3 separate regions of the Homo sapiens genome follow, and all the other regions are linked to region 1. A link is a contact called in ENCODE Hi-C or POLR2A ChIA-PET data. All regions are on one chromosome and are shown on one strand. The core of a region is the stretch at or near the end of the contact, and the rest is flanking DNA. Distances in the headings are between cores, read along the strand shown.

The links. A loop is a pair of places that touch in the nucleus more often than their neighbours do. ChIA-PET counts read pairs that join two places held with the same protein, here RNA polymerase II (POLR2A). Pooled maps may share reads with other maps.
Region 2: a loop to region 1 is called in a pooled map, with 2.4 times the contacts of the local background. The contact joins two enhancer-like sites. A Hi-C loop is called at or near these places in 8 of 37 single-sample maps with no recorded cell type and 3 of 50 pooled maps. POLR2A ChIA-PET finds 5 or more read pairs at or near these places in 1 of 52 experiments (OCI-LY7).
Region 3: a map of GM12878 shows a loop between it and region 1 (2.9-fold over the local background). The contact joins two enhancer-like sites. A Hi-C loop is called at or near these places in 3 of 168 maps with a recorded cell type or tissue (B cell and GM12878), 28 of 37 single-sample maps with no recorded cell type and 8 of 50 pooled maps.

What each region holds. Positions count from the first base shown.
Region 1 is chr5:78,756,166-78,761,097 of GRCh38, reverse strand. The region is part of intron 3 of LOC124900191 (a long non-coding RNA gene); the gene reads left to right. Among named protein-coding and RNA genes, the nearest start is that of LHFPL2, 110 kb to the right of the region's middle. RefSeq lists enhancers at 555-684, 3,371-3,420, 3,991-4,050. Within about 2 kb of position 2,822, at least 4 of the 41 ENCODE cell types and tissues checked have a DNase peak (open chromatin) inside an H3K27ac peak, as active enhancers do.
Region 2 is chr5:78,565,900-78,570,831 of GRCh38, reverse strand. All of the region lies in intron 2 of LHFPL2 (LHFPL tetraspan subfamily member 2), which reads left to right. Among named protein-coding and RNA genes, the nearest start is that of LHFPL2, 80 kb to the left of the region's middle. Within about 2 kb of position 2,416, at least 9 of the 41 ENCODE cell types and tissues checked have a DNase peak (open chromatin) inside an H3K27ac peak, as active enhancers do.
Region 3 is chr5:78,886,714-78,891,645 of GRCh38, reverse strand. The region is part of intron 4 of ARSB (arylsulfatase B); the gene reads left to right. Among named protein-coding and RNA genes, the nearest start is that of ARSB, 96 kb to the left of the region's middle. RefSeq lists an enhancer at 4,036-4,085. Within about 2 kb of position 2,670, at least 6 of the 41 ENCODE cell types and tissues checked have a DNase peak (open chromatin) inside an H3K27ac peak, as active enhancers do.

The sequences.
Region 1 (4,932 bases), core at 1,573-4,072:
TGAACCCCCAAAGCCAGGTCCAAGAGGAAGAAAGCACCAACTCCAAGCCCTTTGGCTCAAGAAAGGTCCTTGACTGTGAACCAACTGTGTGCCAACCAGCTTTCTCCTAAGAGCTGAAGAAACAGCAGTGCCCCTAGAGGCCAAGAGGAATCCCCAATGTTTGAGAAGTGGATGGCAGAGGATAAATGAGACAGAACAGTTGGAAAAGTGGGAGAAAAATAGGAGAGAAAGTTCCCATAGAAGCTGAGTAAGAGGTTTAGAAAACATTGATTAATAGAAGAATGAAAAAGTGCCCATTGGATTTGGTGAGGGGTGGTCACTGGTCACTTTGACAAAACCAGTTCCAGTGCAGCGATGGATTCAGGAGCCAAGCTGAAGTGAGCTCAAGTAGGAAGGGACTAAGCAATTTCAGGTAGTGAGTAGAGACCGCCCTTTCCAGAAGGCTGACTGTGAAGAGGAAATTGAATGCAGAAAAGGAAGTACCTATAGGGACATAGTGCCATAAAGGAGGAAGTTGCTCTTTTTTTAAGTTGGGTGATAGTAGAGCATGTTTGAATGATAATGAGGAAGAGGAAAGGAGAGGCTGAGAATGTGAACAAATGAGGCATAACTGACGGAACAAGAACTCACAAAGTAGGAAGGGATGGCCCTAGAAGAGCACAGGTGTTGCACAGGTGGGGGAATTAGCCTAGGGTGAGGACAGGAGCAGGCTTTCACTAAGCTATGGAAAAAGCAAGGCGCTCAGGAGCTAGGTGAGGATGTAGACAGGTTCTTAATGGAGGGCCAGAAAAATTAATGCTTGTTGCCTTCCTCGTGAATGAGGAAAATGGTGAATGACGCATCAACAAAAAACAATTTTGTGGCTTCAAATTATTTGTATAAAGATCTCATTTAATCCTCACAACAATCCAAGTGGGTCTTCCAGTTCCAAATCTAGGTTATCCCCCAATTTCTCCATTGTTCTCAGCTACCCTGACCTGGCACTTTTTCCTCCTGTAGCTCTACAATACTGGAACTCCCTCAAACTAATCCTTTCCCAGACATTGGCCCAAGACAACTCATAAGTCTCTCTTACAGCTTGCTATGCATTCAGTGTTTTTCTTCCCCTAAAATTCATGTTGAAGCTTAATCCCCAATGCAACAGTATTAAGAGAGGGACATTTAGGACGTGATGAGCCAGGAGGAGGGCTCTGCCCGCGTAAATGAGACTAGCGCATTATTCAAATGCTGGAGGGAACTAGCTTGGCCCTTTTCGCCCTTCCATTTATTTGCCATGTGAGGACACAGAGTGCGTTTCCTTCAAAGGACAAAGCGACAAGTCAATGTCTTGGAAGCAGAGACTGGGCCTCACCAGACACCGAACCTGCTGGCATCTAGATTTTGAACATTCAACCTCCAAAACTGTGAAAATACATTTCTGTTCTTTATAAATTACCCAGTCTCAGGTATGTTGTTCTAGCAGCACAAACAGACTAAGACACAGCTGCTGCCATTGAGGGAATCCGCGCAACAGTTGGTTCTTTCCCTTCTTATCTCTGTGCCTCAAATGTCCCTGCCATCCAGCAACAAGCAGTTCCAGCACAGCCTGCCAGTGTTCTGGTTATCAGTCCTTCTCTGACCTGTTGCACAAAAGGATGTTAACCAAATCCAGACCTACATTAGGCGCATGGTACCAACTCTTGTCTATAGCCAAGGACTATTACCTGCCTTAATGGGGGTTCAACTGGTGGTGATTTGTGTAGAGAACACTTGATCAGTTATCCTCTTACATTCATTTATTTATTTATTTATTTATTTATTTATTTATTTATTTATTTATTTATTTTGAGACGGAGTCTCACTCTGTCTCCCAGGCTGGAGTGCAGTGGCACGATCTTGGCTCACTGCAATCTCTGCCCCCTGGATTCAAGCAATTCTCCTGCCTCAGCCTCCCAAGTAGCTGAGACTACAGGCTCGTGCCACCACACCCAGCTAATTTTTGTATTTTTGGTAGAGACAGGGTTTCACTATGTTGGCCAGGATGGTCTCGATCTCTTGACCTCATGATCCACCCGCCTCGGCCTACCAAAGTGCTGAGATTAGAGGCATGAGTCACCACGCCCAGCCTCCTCTTATGTTTCTTATATGCACTTAATACCCAAAGGAATATTGGGTGTTACGCCCCATACACCATGGGGCTCTCTGATTCCCAGCTGTTGTTGGCCCCATAGTCTTTCTCCTGGACTTTTCCATTCCCAGGTAGCATCATTACAATATATTTAAAGGGTTGGGCGGGGGAGTCCCATGGTTATTAGTTCATGAAGTGAAAGAGGGGAGAAGGGCAAGGTTAAAGTTGCAAAAAGAATGTGAAAGGCAGAAAATTGGATGAGATCAAGGAAGCAAACCTGTGACTATCAAGTCAGGTGACATTTTTCTGCTTCTGTTCAAGTTGTCTTCAAGGCCACTCTGAAAGAGGAACTTTGAAAATAATTTGAGTAATAATAGCATCATGTGACTAAAACTCACATGTATTTTGGTTATACATTCTAATGTGTTTGTTTAAAAAGGTTTGTTATTGTTGGTCATAATTTATGCAGTCTTTCAAACAGTGCTCTGTTAAAATGAGGTTCTTCTAGCTGAACTAGAAAGGTAATTTTTTTAAAAATGTGGACCCAGGATTCAACTTTGTGCTAAGTATGTTTAAACTTTCCAGTCCAAAAGAAGAATGAAGCTTTTTGACATTGTGAATCAACAATGTGGTTAAAGGTCATAGGTTTAAAAAATCCGACACAGTTTAGGTTTGACTCATGCATTCAAGAGGCAAATCTTTTTGACCCCAAGGTGAAGGTGAAACTGCCTTTGCTGATAGGGCAGCTCCAGAAAGCAAAATCACTTTTGTTTTGAAGGCAGCTGTTTTCCTAGATGCTATCCTTTCATTTCAACCAAACAGATTCATTATGCACTGAGCAACGAATAAAATAAAAGCACGGGTACCATTTCCGATCGAGGAAATTGTCCAGGACAATTGTCCTGGACACTCCTGATTACCTCCTATCCCTTCTTTCACTTTCCATCCATCTCAAGGGCCAACCCAGCAGGTTATTTCACCTTATCCCAGGCTCCATGTGAAGTGTACTGAACACAGAATTGGACTTCTTCAGTCTTGATCCTTGGTGCTAATTCACCCCCAGCATGATGGACACACATCCCCAGCCTTCTTGGTCTGGCTGTTTCAGAGAGCACCTCTCAGCCCCTCCACAAGACTAGACTGTGCCTCTCTAGAAAACAACCAGTAACTCTCATCGTCTATAACTCCCGGGCTGGCCACAAGGCCTTATGCAACAGGTGAGGTAGCCGGGAGTCTTCTCCAAAAACACTGAAGTTCTAATTTGCTCTTTTTCCTTCTGAAGATGTCTCCTTAAAGAAGCCCTTCTGAATGCCATGGTGTGTTGGAGATGTGCCTTTGTATCATGAGTTTCACAGCAAAATCTAGCACAGGCTTATTTTACATCTCCTAAGCCCCCAGTGGATATGAGTCATCCCAAGTATATCAGAGTCTCCTAATCCCGCTCACCCAGAGCCCTACCCAGCTTCAGGCTGGAAACCAGCGCCTCCCAGTCCCCATCTGGATGGTGTCAACAACTCTTTCCTTTCATGAAAACCACATGTGAACATAGGTTTTGGGGTTTTTTTCTATTGGTTTTGGAAGAAAAGAAACACATGCAGGGTAGGGGCACCGTCATGTTGTCAGAGTGATGACTCGGCTTCTGGCAAACACTTGGTCTCATGGGAGGCAGAGAAGAGAAGCTCTGGTAAAAATTAGCTTGGAGATGTTCCTTTCTGTAAACACAACCTGAAAAGATGTAAATCGCCGAGTGGGCAGAGTCCTTGCCTGTCCCAAGTGCAGGCATTTATGGTATCAAAGAAAGTTTACTTATAGCCATTTCAACTTGGGTTTCCTGTGAATGAATGGGCAAGAACGTGAGTGGAGAAGACTTGGATGGAACTGGGCTTTCTTCATGTATTCAGCCCAGTAGAAACCACTGCCCTTTACAGGAAACAGTGAGACACTGTTTGGAAGATAGGTCTAGGGACTGGAAGAACTCTCTCACAACAAAGCTCTGGGTGTACCTTGGATTGAAATATGATTTCAAATGCAGTTCATCCCTGGGAGAAGTGTTAAGACTTGCCTTATATTTCAGAGGTTCTTGGACAGCAGGATTTTCTTCCCCAAAATTATGATGCAAATAATTCAAAGTATACAGCATGGTGGCTCAGGCAGCCCTGCCTTGACAACATAGAGCTGGTAGAACACTGTTTTTATTTATAACTTTAATAAGCAAGGCTCTTCATTAGGTGTTATATTCTATGGCTGTTTCCTCTACAGAATATAGACTAAGAGATGCACATACATCCCTACACATAATATATGGTCCAAACTATGTTTAAAGGGCAAAACTCATTGTTTGGACTCGAAGATCTATTACATTTATATCTAACCCATGTAATATTCTTTTTCCACCTAAATCAATCAGTACATTCATTGAGCACCTTCAAGGTGGGCAGTGCCTTCAGGCTGCCATACATAGAGAAGCCTTAGCTGTGGTCCTTGACTGCAGGAAACCTCATTAAGGAGACACCCAGCTGATGAAATGTTAATTAACAGTTCAAGACAGAACGTGATAAGTGCCAAATGAGAAAGGATGGAATGACCTGGAGAAATTCAATTTAGAGAAAATGAAGGGCACATGAGAGAACAGGCTTCCTTTTTCAGCAGGAATCTTGAACCTGTCTCCAGAAGGAAGAACTTCTGAGTTTCAGGAAGGATCTCAGCTCATCTTTAGAAAGAACTTCTAAATTGGGAAAGCCAACATAGTGAGGTTGCCCAAGGCATGCAAACAGACTGAATCACCATCTGTTAGGGAAGCAGAAACAGGATTTTCTACATTGAGA
Region 2 (4,932 bases), core at 1,167-3,666, 190 kb after region 1:
TGGCCTATTCCCCAAGTGTGCTGCACTCACCTGTCTGCCTGTAATGCCCTGTGTCTGTGGATCTTAAATAACCTATTCTGGAACAAGTAGGATATTTGATGAGGTTTGCACATTGCTCGTGCTCAACACTATTCACAGTAGTTTCTGTCTTGCAAAATGATCATACGTATATATATATATACGTATATATATATATACTATATATATACGTATATATATATTCAAGGTTAAAAGCAAGACAGTTGAGTAATTGTCATCTGGAGGAGGGTTTCTCAGAATTGCCTATACACATTTGCTCCCCTGTCACTCTCCTTCATCACTCATAGTCTAGGGCTACCCTACAATAGAAGGAGTTCACAGAGGTGGGTCCAGACACTGGTGTTTTGGAAACACACCCACTGGAGGATCCCCCCTGCCTTGGACAGCATCACTGCTACTCTGTGCTCCATTGCTGCCTGCGATTCCTCCTTGCCTCCTGCGCTTTCTTCTCATGCCGGAATTCCTGCTGTCATGTTTGCCTGATGATTTTCTCCACTCTCGTTAACCCAGTATTTCTTTCTTCTACATAGCCTGACTTTTCTAACTACTATCTGTAGGGAATGTTCATAGGGCAATGATCCTTTTGTTTATTCAGTAAACATTTATGAATTGTCTACTCTATGTCATGCCCTATGTTGAGTGCAAGAGATATTGAGAGGAGTAAGCTAGAATTAGTTTTGTTCTCAAGGACCTTGTTGTCCCATAGATTTATAACTAAATATTGGGGAAGAGGTAAGAATTATGTGAATGAACATGGTCCCAGCAGTGTGGGAATAACAATAGCAGTGTTTTGATATGCACACCTGGCATGTTAAAAAGCAGTATAATTGAATATGACTTGTGGCTGGCACGTTATAGGCTATTCTGTTGTACCTAGATATTTAAAAACATACTCTCTAACAGCTTTACGTTGATGGGATAATGTTTGAATCAAGGAGTTTCTCCTTCCTTAAGAGAAGGAATTTTTCCTGATTAGCAACGTTTGGCTTAGAGTCCGCGAGGTCTTTGGAAACTTGAACCTCAGTCTTTCACCACTGTGGTTGAGTGGCAGGGCCGGCGTTGTTGGGGTTCAGGTTCCCAGCGTCTCACATGCGTTTAACACAGTCCAGCCTTTGGCAAGCTGCCACTTTCTGTGCTTGGTAGACGGTTCATGAAACTCGACACTCTCATGTCTTTCCTTGAAAATCTTGCAAGGTTCAGCAATCCTTCAATGGCTGACCCAGTTCTGTTAAACTCCTGTTGTCAGACACAATTGTGAGGTAGTCCTGGACCTGTTGTCAGAGAATGCATTTCAGACTTTAAAAAAAAAGTTACACCAGCCTAGTTCTGGAGCAACGATTAATGCTTTGGCTGCAGAAATGGGGAGTGCTCTTTGTGCATAGTATGTGGCCACAGACTCCCCTTAAAATGTGGACAGACTTCCTCGAGCATTTGTTGTATCAGTAGAGCACAGTAAAGTAGGATTTGGACAATTATTCCTTTAGTTGACTCATGTAAATAAAGCCTTAGAGAGTGTGTCTACTGAAAATATAATGAGCTCTTCCTAGTCAGGTAGAAGGGATGGTTTTGTGAAAGTAGCAGAGCTCTTACTGTATTTTTGTTTTAGCTAATCTTGCTTTGGTATTTGCCTCGGTGCTTCAAGTCTTTGGGGCCCATCCTTGCCCCTGTTCTTAATATGAGGAGATAATACTTAATAAGAATGATGGTTGCAGGCATCTTACGTTGGTTGTTGCAGTATTGCCTAGCTGGAAATACACTGGCCTGCCTGGGGGGTCAGAAGTCCTAGATTGAAGGCCGTATTCTGTCATTTACTAATGGTGTGATTTAGCTTAAGTGGCTCAAATTCTTGGTTTATAAAATGGGGATAGTAAAGATGTCTCTCCCCACCCACACTCCGGCCCCCTTTTAGTAATAGTGCCTATAAAATGAGAAAATGAATTGCAGAGTGTCCTGTGATACACAGTGCTCTGCCATGAAGCTCCCATTCTTGCTGTGGATGGGCATAGACCTCAGGTCTCAGGGAAGGATTGTGAGAGGACAGTTGCTGAGACTTTCCCCCTCTGTGGCCTCTGTGATCCTGACTTACTGTTTCTTAACCCACCCCAGAGGCAACCTGGACCACCTCGGGTCAACTCTGTTTATTACACAGTTCTTTCTTCATTCAGCTGAAATTCACCCCTGTCATTTCCAAGGTAATTTTCACTCCTTGGTTCTAGTTTTACAGAGTAACATGAAACAATTCAAATCAGTGCACTTCAAGTCTTAGCAATCTGTAACTGATAAAAGGGGTCTTACAACTCTGCTTCCTGTTTTTGGCAATTCAATTCAATAAATAAGTGCTGGTGCCCATCACGTGGGGGCCGTGTTCTCTGTGTGGCACTAAAGGCAGCTATTGTTTCTCCTGACATCCGGAAGTGTAACAGAAGGGCATGCAGCCCAAATGGAGATGAATGGGAAGCGAAGACTTTTTAACTCCTTAATGTGCAAAAACACGGTAGTTTTAATTTTATTTACAATGTTTGTTGGAATAAACAGTGCCTACTTTGATTGCACTGTAAGTGGCCAAGCAGATTAATAATATACATATATACAGATAAAGACCAATATTTACATGAACCCATGTGTTTAACAACCAGTAAGTGAATAAAAACCCATATTTGCATTTAGGAAAATGGAAAAAAGGTGACCTGGCAGCGTGAGAATACCATTGTATGTGCTCTAATTGATGTTCTTGTCATCAGCACATCCCATGAGAGGATCCTGAAGTGTCTTCTCAGTGATTAGAGGAAACACACTCTTTACACTGAGTTTTACACGTTGATTATAGTATCCAAGACAAAAATGAACAAATGAAAAAGCAGTACAGCCTTAGCAGTAGGTGCCCCTAGCAGTTCTTGACCCCTGTTACTGACTAGCTGTGTGCCTTTGAGGAAGCCAGCCCTTATTCCTCAGGAATTTGTTTCCCTCATAGTTAAAATGCGGCCAAAATTTTCTCTCCTGCTTGCATTATATAGTTGTTAGGATAAAATGTGATCATGTATACGGATTTGAATATTAACACCACTTCTTGCAAGCCATGTAACTTTTGGTAAGGTTAAGTTTCTTTTTGCCTGCTTCCTCATCCTTAAAATGGGATAATACTGGTAGCTACCTCAGGGGTTTTGTGAAAGCAAATGAGTTAATTCACAAAAATTGTTTTTCAGAAACATTAGTCTCTTATTACTTCATAAACTTTAAGTAGTAACAGACCAATGTTTCTAAAAAACAGATGCCAAGATGAAAACTAGAAATAAAGACACTGTTCTAATACATAGAACAATGCCTGACAGTCCTGATATATTAACTTTTTAGGTGAATGTTTGAAGGTTCTGTGACTTAGTATATTTTTAGTATACTGTATTTTCGAAATAGCATATTTAAAAAAAAAATGAAAATCACACCCTGTAAACTAACCAAACCCAGAACAGAACTGGCATGTTTTTATCTTCCTGACTACTCTGGTGGTTTCACAAGATATTACTTCTTTGTCAGAAAAGCTTAATCATGATACTAAGAACCTATTCCTAAATGACTGTTATTTTCAAAGCTTTGGGTCAAATTAATTGATTCTAGAAAATGCTTTTTACTGTCAGTGTGAATTTGGAAAGCTTTAGGTGGGAACTGGGATACAATTCTGCCTTTTCCGTTACTGTTAGGGTCTTGACTGTCTTAACTGTCCAGAGCTTTGCTTGGTTTATATGTAAAAAAAGGAGATTTTAAAAAATGTTATCTTTGAATTTTGAACAGTACCAAGGTTGAAGTGACTCATTTTGTTGTGACTCATTTAGCTTTTAGAAATAAGGAAATGTTGATCAAGAACTCCATTTATAACAGACCCATTCATAATAATCCTAGTGGCATATTTCGCAGAAGCCATTTCCAGATAAAAATACTGATCATGACTTCCCCTAAAGGGTAAAATAAAATTGTGGGAAATGTTTAGAATTTAGCAAGTAATTAAGTTAACAAAGAACCATTTTTAAAAAGTCATCGTTTCGCCGGGCGCAGTGGCTCACGCCTGTAATCCCAGCACTTTGGGAGGCCGGGGCGGGTGGATCACTTGAGGTCAGGAGTTCAAGACCAGCCTGGCCAACATGCTGAAACCCTGTCTCTACTAAAAATACAAAAATTAGCTGGAGGTGGTGGCACATGCCTGTAATCCCAGCTACTCAGGAGGCTGAGGCAAGAGAATCGCCCAGGAGGTGGAGGTTGCAGTGAGCCAAGATCGTGCCATTGTACTTCAGCCTGGGTGACAGAGGGAGACTCTGTCTCAAAAAAAAAAAAGTCTTAGTTTCCTTAACTGTTATAACAAAGGACTTTATGAATTCAGAATTCTTTTGTATATTTTTATTAAAGTGAAACCCAATGACTGTTGTCCAGTATCTTCAAGTTTATTACTAAACTAAAATGACGTTTTTAGATAGTGGCCTTTGTGCCACTGTTGGCTTTTCAACCTCAGGTACACTTTGGATTAACACTGGTGCTGCTGATATTAAGCTACTTACCTGCATATAAGTGTGGACATTCGTAGCTTGATATTACAGATTTTGATTGTTAGCCCATGGCTGTATTTGAAAATTTGATTATAGAAAATAAGCATGTGGACTTCTTGTTTTCTTGCTTATCAGTGGAATTGAGGCTGTTGAATATTTTCTGTTTAATTTACCTTATGTGGAATTACATATTTATACACCCCAATTACATTTTTAATATCTCATGAACTCAAAATGCTTTTTTTCTAAATATTTACTCGTATACAGTGTTACCTTATAGTCCTAAATAACATAAGCCTAATCATTTTTAAATGAAGAAATTACTTTTAAATGTGCAAAAAGAAAAAGCTAACTGGCTAGT
Region 3 (4,932 bases), core at 1,421-3,920, 130 kb before region 1:
GTCCTGTCCTTATGGTTTCAGCTCCTCCACAAAGCCCAGTCATTGCCTCCCATGAATGGAGAGATCTTATCTCTTTTTCTCACTCACTCCGTGAGGGACAGGACCTTGTCCATCCTGTTTGCTGCCCTTTTTCCAGATCTGGAGTGGTCCCTGGAACATGGCAGCACTCAAGAAAGATGTGTTAAAGGAATAAGTGAGTTCTTTCTTCCAGGCCAAGACTGATGCTTCTTGAAATGCTCCCAATCAACCCTCTTAGACTCCAACATAACTGACCAGGGACCAGATTAGACAAACAATTCTGATATTTGAGGGTTTGATTTACTTAAATTCTCACTGGGGTCCAAGAGCACCCCTTGCCAGCTCCTATAGTTTAAGCAGCAGTATGTAGAATAGCCAATGAAAAGTCAAGGTCACAGAGTAGCTGGACAAAGGCTTAGAAAAAACAATGCAGTGACCTAAGTTAATGTTTAGTGCCTTTAACCTCTATTTTCGGTGAGTGGCCTTTTCCCTAATTATTTGTTCCTCCAAATCATTGAGCCCTTCTGTGTGGTAGGTCCTGTGCTAGGTCTTGGAAATAAAAACATTAAGAAACTTTTTGCTCTTGAGAAGCAGAGTTCATGGGGAAGACAAAGCCATGAACAACTGATTAACAATAGACAGAGCTAAGTATAGTAGAAAATGTGCACATAAAATGTAGCAGAAATACAGAGCAGAGATGAAGACCATCTAGGGCACTAAGTGGCAGGTTCACAGAAGATATGATCTTTAACCCGTGGCACTTTAGGCAAGGGAGCCAACATGTGCAAAGGCAAAATTAGCATGAAAGGGCATGACATATTCTAACAACAGGGAGAAGTTAGTTCTACGTGACTGAAGCTCAGGGCACTTTTTATGGGGGAGGACAGGAGTTGATACCCAAAAAGGAGGTTGGGGGCAGATATGAAGGATTCTATATGTGGGCCTGAAGTTGGAACTTTTTCCCTGATTGGAAAGCAATCAGGTCTTTAAACATGCATGTGGCCTGATTGATTTTGGGTTTTACAAACACCTCTGGTGGGAACTTGAAGCGGTATATAAATTAGCCCAGGAGCCCAGACAGAGGAGTGCCTGACCTAAAGCAATGGGCTGCAGAAGGGGGGATGATTGGAAAGCTGTTTTAAAGGTAGACTTGGCAGAATCAAATGCACATTCTGTCAGAAATGATTCAATGTAGTGCAACAGGGAAAGAGTAGCCAAGCGTGGTGGCACACACTTGTAGTCCCAGCTACTTGGGAGGCTGAAGTGGGAGGATTGATTGAGCCCAGGAGATCGAGGCTGCAGTGAGCTGTGATCCTGCCACTGCACTCCATCCTGGTTGGAGGAGTGAGACTTTGTCTCAAAAAAAAAAAAAAAAAGATAAGATTTGAGAATATCAGAATGTAATTTGAATATCTAGGTAGATAATGTCTCCAAAATCTTTTAGCAGGAGAAGATTGAATTTACCGAATCCTTTAGATGTGTACTAAGACATATATTAGCACTCCAGTTTGCCTCTCAGTAATTTAAAAAAAAATCCAAAGAATCAACCATCAACAAGCAGATACTTTTCTGGGACAAAGAGGCTTCTCCATTTTTGAAACGATGTTGCCTACTCATCTGTTAGTCACCCTTGCATCAGGGCCGTGTTCAAAGAGATGTCCAGGCTTGGTATGAGGCTGCTAGAGCCTTCCTTGCTTTTCCTTTTGTGATCTTTGAGTCAGGTTGGGAAGGATGACTAGGGTAAGCCCCAGCTGAAGCATGCACAGGGATGTTGGGGTAGAGATGATGTTTCAGGGCAGCCCTCCACGGCCAAGCCACACATTAAATTGTTTGGGGAGTAGTTCTAAAAATTAATGCTGTTGTCATGGTTTCATTTTGATTTTTATCAGCTGGATATGGATGAGGCTTCATTGTCATATACTTAATGTTTTTGCTTAGATCTTTGGCAAACCAATATTTTTCCATGACTTTTTGACAGTTATTTTTGTTCAATAGTGAATAATAAAGTGAGATTTACGGTCTGTATATGATAATGTTTGTCTTACTTTGACATTTCTTTTCTAGACAGTAAAGGCCTTATAATTAGATTTTCCCTGTGCCAAAACATTGCTGCAAAACCATCTCCCTGAAAAAACGTTTCTTTGCTTCTTTTAGGAGCTGGCGTCATCTTATTTTGATTTGGAATTTTTTTCATATGTCAGTCAGGAAATGAAACAAAAATTTCTCTTGAATATGAATTCTTAACAAGAAAGAAATTAACTTTTGCCGAAAAATAAAACTAGAAGGGAAAATGAGAAGAAACGTCTTTGAAATGCTGATGGTTCCATTGTCTTTTTAAATTCTAATTTATGTCAAACTTCAGTGAGCAATATAGGAAACTCCCTTTTCCACCTTGTTGCAAAAGAGCTTATTTTATTCTTGTTGCTACTCCTACCAGTTTTATGTTGAATTCTTTGAAATACCCAGGAGACTGAACTAGAACTTATGGACCGCACCCTATTTCTCATATAGTTAACCAACTAATGTCCTAACTCAGTGGATTCTGCCCCATTGCTGATAAGTGGCAACCATCGGCCAGGTGCCATCTGTGGGGGTACAAGGACAGGCGAAGCTGAACTGCCCTTCTGCTGAGGCCACATCTGCAGTTGGCGCTATGCCAGGAGAGCCTTGGAGAAGTTGCACATGTGTCCATTGACAGTGCTTTCTCTTTGGAGTGCTCTTAAAAAGAATAACTGTTGATAGAATCGCTTATTGCTAATGGCAAAACATCACAGAGAACTAATTGCAAAAACAGTCACACTTACTACATCCGTGGCCTCCCCTAATGATATGTGGAAACACCTTCCCTTTCCTACAGTAGCAAAAGTGGCCAAATTCTCTGTACAACCCGGAGAATTTTCCTATCTGAGTCATAACTGAAGAGCTGCTCCTAGAATCAGATTCCAGATCCAGCCACCCTTGTCCCCATCATCTCCACTCTTATTTCCACCACCATCTTCATCCAATACTTTCCGTTGAGCACTAACAAATATGTGCAACTGAAGGACACTACATAATACCTCAGAGAAGTGTATCTATTTAAAACAGAGACAACAGGCTTCTTCTAAAGTATTGAGCCAGCATCACTTACAGCAATCCAGACAACAGAGTGAAATAATCGTTCTGTCTCAGCCTTTCTTGATATCACGGGAAGAGTGTAGGTATTTCTTTCCAGTGTATTTTTGTATCACATGAATAGCACCTTCTTCTAAGTTTCGATACATTGGTTATGAGTGATTGCTACTCTGTGCAGTATCATGAACATGGAGGAATTTCTTCTTTCTACTGATGGTGACCTTTTGTTGTTTTGAATATACGGGTCTGCTCAGCTTCAATATGAAATGGAATGTGTATTTCAACAACTGGCCTGAGTGAATGTTTGGGCCTTGAGTTTTTGTCAAGAAGTGATGTGGGGAGGTTTGAAGAAAGATTCTTGTAAGTCTGTGATGTCAAATGATGAGATTGTCTGTCACCGACCCATGTGTTGAAGAATTGTTTCCTCACCTGATCTAACTCAAGACTCTTCTCTACTCCCTTTCGAGAAGCACAGAAAAGAACTGAGAACTGGTGTGTTAAGGGCGCCACCAAAAGTTTCCTTGGCAGTAGAGCCTTGAATTTCTTCCCCAACAGCAGCTAAGCCTTCTCTAAAAGGAATTACCATTACCTTGAAATAACTTCCTATGTACACTCATAGGAAGAGTGTACACTTTGCTGAGGTTGACCGTACTTGTGGTTTTCATCAGGAAGTGAAAGTTTATGTGGCCTACATGTGTGAGCCCACTCTATACTAGGGATAGCAGGAGTGTGGTGCTCTAGGGGCAGAGGCCTGGGGTGTCACACAGACCTTGTTGGAATCCTAGCATTGCCATCTATTCACTGTTTGGCTTTTTCAAACTTCCTTTTAAAAAACGTGACAAAATGGTTATAATACTAAACTATTTGGGTTGTTGTAAATTTTAAGAACAACAGCAGTTACTACCATGTATTGAGCACTTAGGTTGTGTCAGGTACCCTGCCAAGAAAAGATCATAAGCAATGTCACTTCATTTCCATCATAATACATGAAGTAGTGCTATGGTTTGGATGTGGTTTGTTTCCACCAAAGCTCATGTGGAAGTCTAATTGCCACTGCATCTTGGGAGGTGGGGCCCAGTAGGAAGTGTTTGGGTCATGGGGGCGGGTTCCTCATGAATAGATCAATGCTGTCTCCCAGGATCGAGTTCTCAATCTCAAGGGAATGGATTAGTCGCCATGAGAGTGGGTTGTTATAAAGTGAGGCTCTTCCTGCTCTTTGGTCCCTCTTTACCTGCACCTGCCTCTCCTTCCACTTCTCTGCCATGTTATGATGCAGCACAAAAGCCCTCACCAGCAACTGATGCCAGTGCCTAGCGCTTGGACTTATCAGTCATCAGAATTGTGAGCCAAATAAACCTGTTTTCTTTATAAATTACCTAGTCTCAGTATTCTGTTATAGCAACACAAAATGGACTAAATCAATTAGTGATTGTTATTTCCACATGAAGACGAGGAAACTGAGGTGGTATATCACCCCTGGCCACACAGCTAGTGAGTGTCTGGCCTCAGGCTTCTATTCCAGGTCTGCCAACCCCAGATTCTGTGAGAGATAATGCAAAATCAGAGTCACTCCTAGTGCAGTCAGTGCTTAACAAGTGTTCATTCTCTTTCCTCCCAGATGCATCTTGTAGCTTTGATAGATCTCTGATTTCTTAATAAATTTTTATATGTAACATTCTATACAGCAGGTGGTCTGTCATACTGCCCTCATGTGGCTCATTTGGGTAATAGTGGGTTTTTTTTTTAAAGTTTAATGCAAAATATGTGTTATTTAAAATGTGTCTCTAAAGTCACCTAAAT